2 separate regions of the Homo sapiens genome follow, and region 2 is linked to region 1. Evidence: chromatin loops called from intact Hi-C (ENCODE). Cell type or tissue: breast epithelium. All regions are shown on one strand. Links, peaks and the distances in the headings refer to the core of each region. The heading gives the core; the rest is flanking DNA. Region 1 overlaps PDZRN3 (PDZ domain containing ring finger 3). Region 2 has its middle 67 kb from the start of LINC02005.

The links. Hi-C counts contacts between places; a loop is a spot of excess contacts. Peaks named below come from ENCODE experiments on the same cell type or tissue, not always from the same donor. Only the 100,000 strongest peaks of a DNase experiment are listed, where the experiment ranks them.
Region 2: a loop joins it to region 1, with 9 times the contacts of the local background. A loop is called at or near these places in 1 of 110 quality-filtered maps.

What each region holds. Positions count from the first base shown.
Region 1 is chr3:73,560,381-73,564,779 of GRCh38, forward strand. All of the region lies in intron 3 of PDZRN3 (PDZ domain containing ring finger 3), which reads right to left. All of the region lies in intron 1 of LOC101927296 (a long non-coding RNA gene), which reads left to right. Among named protein-coding and RNA genes, the nearest start is that of PDZRN3-AS1, 61 kb to the right of the region's middle. In breast epithelium, for the core only: no CTCF peak of the experiment used is centred there; no DNase peak of the experiment used is centred there; H3K27ac peaks cover 686 bases.
Region 2 is chr3:73,739,877-73,744,275 of GRCh38, forward strand. No RefSeq gene overlaps it. Among named protein-coding and RNA genes, the nearest start is that of LINC02005, 67 kb to the right of the region's middle. In breast epithelium, for the core only: no CTCF peak of the experiment used is centred there; no DNase peak of the experiment used is centred there; H3K27ac peaks cover 577 bases.

The DNA of each region.
Region 1 (4,399 bases), core at 283-4,282:
TGAGTGCTCCTCATCCCCCAACTATATAAGGGTGTGTTTGGGGGCAAAAGCTCTGGAGCACAATATACAGATGGAGAAACAAGACCTTCCATAAGAAAATATGCACCACTGTATATGTGGTGGAAGAACCGGGAAATCATTTAAATATACCTGCTCAATGGCATGTCAGACACATTTTGCTCCATTGAGAAATACTCAACCTACTCATCATTCAAAGGGTTGTTTAAATGTTTAAATGCACCTGTGCATACTCAATTGTATCTGCCCCTTTTCCCATATTCATGGGATGGAAATGTTCGGCAGATGGATCCCTTTGCATCAGCATCAGATTAATTTTGTAGAGATGGAGATTTTAGAACACAGATATTTCTGTATTTAGCACAGCCATGGCTGAGCCTCATTCATGATCCAGAAAACAGCATTATTAGGAGTAAAAGATTTCTTAATGCAGAAAGCCCCCTAGGCTCCAGGTGACTGACAATGAGTCACGGCTCGTGCACATGAAATGCGTTTGGCACATTTGTACACTAAAGTCTATTTGCTGGGTCTAGATGGTAATGGTCAGAGAAGCAGGGAAGACAAGGGAAGGGAAGAGAAGAACAAGCAACTATGTAAACAGCTCTTCTGGGGAAACCATGTAAAAATTAAATGAATTTGCCTATTAGCAGAACATAACCACATAAAGAGATCCCGACAATAAACTTTACACACATGACTTTCTCACCTTCAGTTAGGATGCTTTACTTCTCATTGATCTACTGGATGGCTGAATAAAATATAGAATTTGTTTGTGATTTAAAATCCTAGAGCTGCAAGCAGTATAACTGTTTTGTTTTTACATTTGCCAAACTGCCCTGGTGGAGCTGCTTTAAAGAGAGGTGGCAAACATTCTGAAAGCTGTCAACCTTTCAACCATTAGGGCTCACCCCCTCTTAGACAAACTCCCATACTTTATCTGTCATTACTGCTGTGACCAGGGCAAGCTGCATTTTTGTCCAGTGGCTACAATGAAATGAGCATTCCAGCTGATTCCACAGCATGTCAAGAAGGGAAAAGGTTAATATACTCACCAGGGAAAGCTGGGGTGCCTCAGAAGTCTAGAGCTTCCAGGGATGTTGTTTCTATTCAGTAAGAGAGACATCTCAGGTGTATCCTAAACATTTGGATGCGTCAGCTCGGAAGTGTTATTTCTCAGCAACTGACTTTGCTTATCCGTTCACTTGCAAGGCTATTATATAAGAAAGGCTGAACTGAACTACTGTTGAAAAATGATGCACTCACATGGTGAGCACCAGAAAGGAAGCTGTGGTCTTCACGTGCATCTTCGCATGCGGATCCTCACATGCGGATGCTTGTGCACTTGTCTACCCCATTTTCTGAGGCACGTGTTTGGGCCAGAACTCCTGAAATCCCACGTCTCAATTCCTGGACAAGCAAACTTAAAAAAAAAATCCTCTTTCCTCGATTTTTACTGTGATTTGAAACACATAATCAGAACTTGGTACAATTAACATCACAGAGAAACCCAAGTCATTTTTTTTTTTTTTTTGCTGGAAAAGCTGTTTGTTTTTCATTAGGAATTCATGTGAGCTTCCTGAATTTCAAGAAGATACATCTGCTCCTTAAATTTCAGTGCTGTGTCAACACTTACTAGGAAATTCATAAATTCTGGTCAAAAACCATCTTTTGATCTGGTTTGATTTACAGTTTCTAAAACAGAATAGAAAAGCCTAAATCCCCATTACACTCACATGTACAGAGATGTATGAACTGATATCTCAGTATTCTCTCCCTACCTCTCTCTATTGCACACAGTGGGAGCTAAATAACCCTTAACACATTAATGTCCCACAGATAAAAAAAGAGTCATGAGAATACCATTAACATCACCAGGGTAAAAGCTAATAAAAGAAATCTAGTAGGTAAGTGTAATATAGATAGTGTTTTGTACATAGGACATCCAGTATAAGATGGGCATGATATGCCTCTCTTAGGAAACTGACCTGAGAAACCCCTGGCATTAGGAGGTGTTTCATTAGATTGAAATTAGACGTGGTTTCCAGATTCCCTTTAAAAGAATAAAACAAAAAAGTCTCCATTCCCTGTAAACTACACACAAAGTATATCATTACTAAGACGTCACTTTGCTTTTGGAGAAGTTGTGTCACAAAACCATCCTCCCAATCACAAACCTATATTTACCAAGGTCAGCCCCGTTAAATGCATGCCATCTACATTTCCGGGACTTCAGGTAGTGCAAATGCTTCTGAAGCTTACATAATTTGGGGTACAATGGATTCACCCCCATCCCACCATCAAAGCCCGAATAGAGAGCACAGCTGTCTATTCACTGAAATTTAAGGCTTTTGTACTTCATTTGCTTTTCTTCCTCTTTTTAATTTGGGGAAAGGGCAAGAGAATTCTTTACCAGAAATGATTCCAAGATGCACTTCTCACATTAAGAATGAAGTATATCTCCTTTAAGTGATACTGTCAACATAAAACATTTCTAAGTCAGCTTAATCCTTTTTTCTATGAATGGAAAATACATTTTCAGACTTTCTGGTGGTACTTATTTAACCATGGGCTGCAAGTTGGCAAATTATATATATATATATATATATATATATATATTTTTTTTTTTTTTTTTTTTTTTGAGACAGAGTCTAGTTCAGTTGCTCAGGCTGGAGTGCTGTGGCACGATCTCTGCTCACTGCAAGCTCCGCCTCCCAGGTTCACGCCATTCTCCTGCCTCAGCCTCCCGAGTAGCTGGGAATACAGGTGCCCGCCACCACGCCCGGCTATTTTTTTTTTGTTGTTGTTGTTTTGTGTTTTTAGTAGAGATGGGGTTTCACCGTGTTAGCCAGGATGGTCTCGATCTCCTGACCTCGTGATCCGCCCGCCTCGGCCCCCCAAAGTGCTGGGACTACAGGTGTGAGCCACTGTGCCCAGCCGCCAAATTATATTTTCTATTTAAAAAAAAGATGATGAACTGGATAAATCAAAAGCAGTGGTTAGGAGAAAGCTAAGCAGACCCGTAGAAGGAATATTCCTCTTATAATCACCTTTACACAGACTAAAACCTTATATTTTTTAAAAAGTTGCCTGTTTTCTGCATGACTTTGCTGATAATTTGGAATCAGAAGTCTACTTTCTATGGCTACTATTTTATACAATTTCATTTATAAATCAAGAGACATTTGCCTGCTGTGGGCTTCTGCAAATTTCCTATGGCAAACAGATTTTTTAAATGCCTGAATTTTCTACCAACTTATGGCAGAGTTAAGTAGTCATGACTGACGCTATATGGCCATAAATGCCAAAAACATTTACTATTGAGTCCTTAATAGAAAAGGTTTCTGACTCCTGCTCTACATGCTTAATAAACTCTTACAACATCCTATGAGGTATAATTATCATTCTAATTTTGCAAAAGAGGCAACTGGGGCCCAGAGGGGGAAAACAATCTGACAGAACATAAATAGCGAGAAGATGCAGAGGTAGGACTTGAGGCAGGCTGGCTCCAGAGCCCAGGCTCATAACCACAAGGTAACCTCTCTGTTATTGGGTATTAGTGTAATTATTACCATGAACATGCAACCACCTTGAACACACATGTTCTCCCCCTGGGCTTCTGGGCTGCTGTGAGCACGGTTGCTGGTTTAGAGGCTGTGCCTATTCTGCCCTCTTCCTGGCTCCTCTAATTCTCTCTGCCTGAGTCATGCCTTCTGTAGCCAAACCTGTATAACTCTACATCAAATATCCCAAATATGGGGACTGAAAGTCTCAGCTGAATGATTTAGAACAGTCACTTAACATCTTGAAAATTCTGTCTTCCCATGTGAAAAATGTGTCTGATAATCCTGGGAGCCATGTACCTACTTTGCAGAGCTGTTCAGACCTTAGCTGTTCTCTGCCCTCCCTACCCTTCTTTGTGTCCTAGTCTCACCTTTTATTGAAACCAGCACCTGGGTTTGTTTTCACTGACAGCCATGTGGCCTCAATTTAGGGTGTGTGACATGGGAGGGCCAGGATCTCAACCTCTGCCCCAAATACATTCCATCAGCCCTCTCCAGCACCTGTAGCCAACTTCTCCTTTCAAAGCTCAACTCCGTTCCTTGAGGTTTCTTCTCCGCCCTGCACTTTCTCTTGTGGGTTGAAGAGGCAGGTCCAATTTTCACCTGATCTACACAATCCCCTATGCTCACTGGATGGTCCAATCCCTCTTAGGGCTTTTCACTCTTCCAGGTCATTCCTGGTACCACTCAGGAACTTTCCTTCTCAGCATCATAAATACTATCCTTTCCCTCCCCAATAATTAGTGGTAAGCCTCATAATTTAGAACTCAGGCTCTGAAATTAGGCAAATGTGAGCTAGAATGCTAACTCTGCCACTTCCA
Region 2 (4,399 bases), core at 225-4,224, 180 kb after region 1:
ATTATGGTTTAATTTTTATTGTTTATGTGCAACAATATGGATGAAATTGTATCTTCCCAGCAGCTGGTTTGAGTATTTTTTCTAACAGAGGAAATATGCCCTTTGCTGAGAAGATGCATTCAGCCAGCTGTGGAGTAGGAGACAGTATGGGGCTGGGACAAGATTTCATACAGAAGAAAGAAGTGACTCTACATTTATATGAATTAGGAGCTGGAGTCAGGACGAGGGGCCACGGGAGACTGAGAGGCTACATGGGGAAAAAGACGAGAGACAGCAGGAAACCCACTGGTTACTTGGAAAAGAGCCCTGATGTAAGAGAATGTCTTGTGGGTTTTTTTTGAGATAAACACTGTGGGCTCTGAGATGAAAGCATCCTCTCTCTCTTTCACATAAAAACTTCCATAGAATTTACATTGCTCACCAAAGCTCATGGGTGGAGTAGATTCTTTCTGGAGAATGCAGAGGTGCTGTGTCTGCCTCAAACTGGGTGTCAGGAAAAAACAGAGCCTGAGTGGGAAGAAACCGACATATGGTACACACAAGAGGCGCATGCTAATTGTGGAAAAATGAGAAAATATGGGGGAGTCCAAGGAAGGAAAAAATATCCAGATTTCTACCAGCCCAAGATAGCTATTGTTAATGTGTTGATGTCGTCTGGTTCTTGTTCTAGATTATTGTGCACATTTGTGTCATTCTATTATATTTTTCTCAAAAGAAAATGAGATCCATACAGTATACACTGCTTTATAATTCTTTTCATTTGCTTGACAATATGCTGGGGTCATCTCTCTAACTGTAGGGTATCGTTGGTAGAGGCTAGAATATTGATACGCAAAACATTGGTTTCCAAGCTTTTGTAGTTATAACTATTGGTCTGATAAACATCCTGAATAGTTAAATCTTGTACACTTATCTGATTATTTCCTGCATATACATTTCCCTCCTCCCTTTCTTTCTCCCATCCATTTATCCAATAGATGGGAGGAAGACATCAACAAACAGTTGCTGTCTTAGCTTGGGCTACTATAACAAAATACCATACACTGGGTAATTTTAACCACAGACATTTATTTCTCTCATTTCTGAAGGCTGAAAAATCCAAGATCAAGGTGTTGGCAGATTTCGGGCCTCTTCGTGGCTTGCAGATGGCCACCTTTTCACTAAGTCCTTATGTGACAGAGACAGAGAGAAAAGAGAGAAAGACAGAGGGAGGGAGAGAGGAAGAGAGCTCTCATCTCTCTTCCTCTTATAAAAACATTAATCCTGGGGGCTTCAACCTCATGCCCTCATCTAAACCTAATTACCACCCAAAGGCTCTGCTTCCAAATACCACAACATTGGGAGTTGGGGATTCAACCTATAAATTTTGGGGGGAAATAAACATTTAGTTCATAACAGTTGCTGAATGTTTCCTCGGTGTTGGGCTGTGGGTGAGATTCTGGGGTTACAGATCTATTCCCCTTCATGTGGAAGACATAGGCAATAATCATATAGCCACACAGAAAGAATGTTAAAGTAGCAGTTGCAACAAGCACTATGCCAAAGAGATACATGACTCCATGGGGACCTAGAGCAGGAGATTTTGTTAATTTAGGCAAGTTATGAAGACTTCCCTGAGGAAGTGACACTTGAGCTGGAATGTGAAGGATGAACAGGAAACAATTAGGTAAAGAGAGAAAGGAAGAGGACCAGAGGGAGAAGGAACAGTAGGTAGTCTTAAGGGCAGCAGGGAATTTTCTAGAGCAAAGGACTAAACAATGGTCAGTATTAGGGGAGCAGGCACAGCCAGAAGGTTGAAAGAATTGCTGGTTGAAAGGATACAGTAATTCCAGGTCTTAGTTTAAGTAAAAAGTTAAGTAAAAAGTAAAAGTAAAATGTTAAGAAACATACCGTATTTAATTATATTACATTTAAAATGCCCCATTGAGTTTTAAACCATTCTAAGGAGCAAATTTAAATATGGGATAATGGATATGGTATTGAGAAGGTTGAGTAAACCCGCATGAATCTGCAAAAACATATAAGAAATACCACTCTACAGTGTTTGTGACTCCTTTTTATGGTCCATATATAAGATCTCATCTGGTTGGGCTTAAAGGAGACATCCATATCACCAGCTCAACAGATCAGCAGAATAACCAGACGGCCCCTCACATGGGGTAGGCTTCATCAAAGAACCATTTTGCCGCCACTAATCCTGGCCTGAGTCTCCTCTCAGTCGGATAAAAATATGGTATCTACAGAGCAGAACAATGTGGGCTAAAGGCAAGAATGCTATCGCTGAGCTGACAAAACTCCATGATATTCTTGGACAGGGTGCTGAATTAGAACACATTTTCATGAAAACTTCCATTATTTTTTGACATGGGTATTTGTTGACACTCCTGGTGAGGCTTCTAAAGAAAATATCACTTCCTAGTCAAACGCAATACTTGGCAATCACATTGCTTTGCTTCAGGGCTGGTCCTAGCTCATACAGACCCTTTGTGTGAATTAGAAAATGGCATCCCCATGGCAGGTACTTGGCATAGTGATCTTATATGTTGTCAGTGTGGATAAGGAAAAGATAAGCCTTCTCCCACTCCATCAGTGTGGCGTCACACTGAGATGTATGGCTTAACAAGGGGGACTGTAGGCTGCACTTCAGCTTCACTTGGCCCCATATCTGGGGACCTCTGTGCCAGGCACAATAAAGAGAAAGAAAAAGCCAGAGAAGTATCTGCAAGCAAGAGTTGTATTTCTAGCGGAGCAGAGATAAACACAGTAAGAAAACAGCAGAAACTGTAAATGAGCGGTGTCCTTAATCATAACTAAATTTGCTGAACTTCCTTGTGGAAATAAGACATCAGTTGTACAATATGACATAATTGTCATCAGTGTGAAAGATAAGACCGGGTTATGTATTGGATCAGATATTGGAAAGTGGTCCTTCTGTCCTGTGCTCATTGTGATGCAAGGCATGACTGTGAGGTTGCTCGCCTCATCTCTTATTTTGATGATTTTTCACAGGAAAATTGAAAAATAAAAAAGCAATATTTGCAAACTACCTCCTTGTTTATATGCTTTCCAATACTTGATCCAATATGTAACCCAGTCTTATCTTCCATACTGATGACAATTAGGCCATATTGTACAACTGACGTCTTATTTCCACAAGGAAGTTCAGCAAATTTAGTTATGATTAAGGACACCGTTCATTTACAGTTTCTGCTATTTTCTTATAGCGTTCATCTCTGCTCTGTTAGAAAAACAACTCTTGAATGCAGATACCTCTCTGGCATTTTCTCTCTCTTTATTCTTGGTCTAGAAAGGCCCCAACTTACAGCTCTTTATGCCTTCAGAAAGTCCAAACTGGTACCAATTGGGTATAAAGGGAACATGCTTAGTTTTTGAAATTTTTTTTAAATGTAGTTTTAGTTGCTGAATAACTTAGGGGGAAACAAACAAAATGGTTTACTAGAAAGGCTCTCCCCGCAAACCACTGAGCCCAGGGAAAATTATCAGTGGTAATGGAGAAAAATACTGTGCTCAATTGAATCAATTTTCTTTTGTTTCTGAATTGTGCTTCTCAAGTATATAGTCAGTATGCCAAATATTGGCCCAATTTAGGCCAACCATTAAATGAAGCCTGGCACCAAATTTATAACAATTGTTCAAGAAAACAAAGCTAGCTGGTTCCTCCCAGTGAGAATTTGTGGATATGATCTCAAAAAATTCCAGACATACACAATTCCATTGAAACTTATTCTACCCATGGGTTTCTTTTGAGCTTCGATGCTACTTGAATCATTCTTTAGCTCTTTATTTATATTGCTTTTTTCATTAGAACACTGTGTTTTTCACTTGGAGGGAACATGATCTTTTGCTCTCAAATCCGTTTTCAAGACAAACAAAATGAGATTCCTCACTCAAAATGTGCCAAGTTTTCTTGGGCATAAAAGCAAAAAGAGAAAGAAAGAAAAATACGTACAGTAACAATTATTCAAAGCAGGATGAGAGACAACGTAGGAAGCAAACTCAAAAAGTGGCAGAAGGTGGGTGAGGGTTGGTACCCTAGGGGAGCTCAGAAGCTTCACCTAAGAATTAGGGTTCATCAATGATTTCACCCCATAAACACCAATTCTTCTATCTTGTTCAGGAAATGGTGATTATGGTGCAAAACAAACCACCTGAAATCTCAGTGGCATGCAGCAATAAGCACTGATTTCTTCCTCACTGGACTGTGGGGTTGGCAGGCACAGGTTTGCTTCTGGTGGTGGGTCTGAGGGTCAGCTGGGGTGGCCCTGCATCAGGTGAGGGCAGGCCAGGCTGAAAAGGCAGCAGCTACCTAGGGCATATTCTTCTTCATGAGGAAGGCAAGAAACTGCTGGAGGTCCAAATGGAAACCCTTGAATCCTCT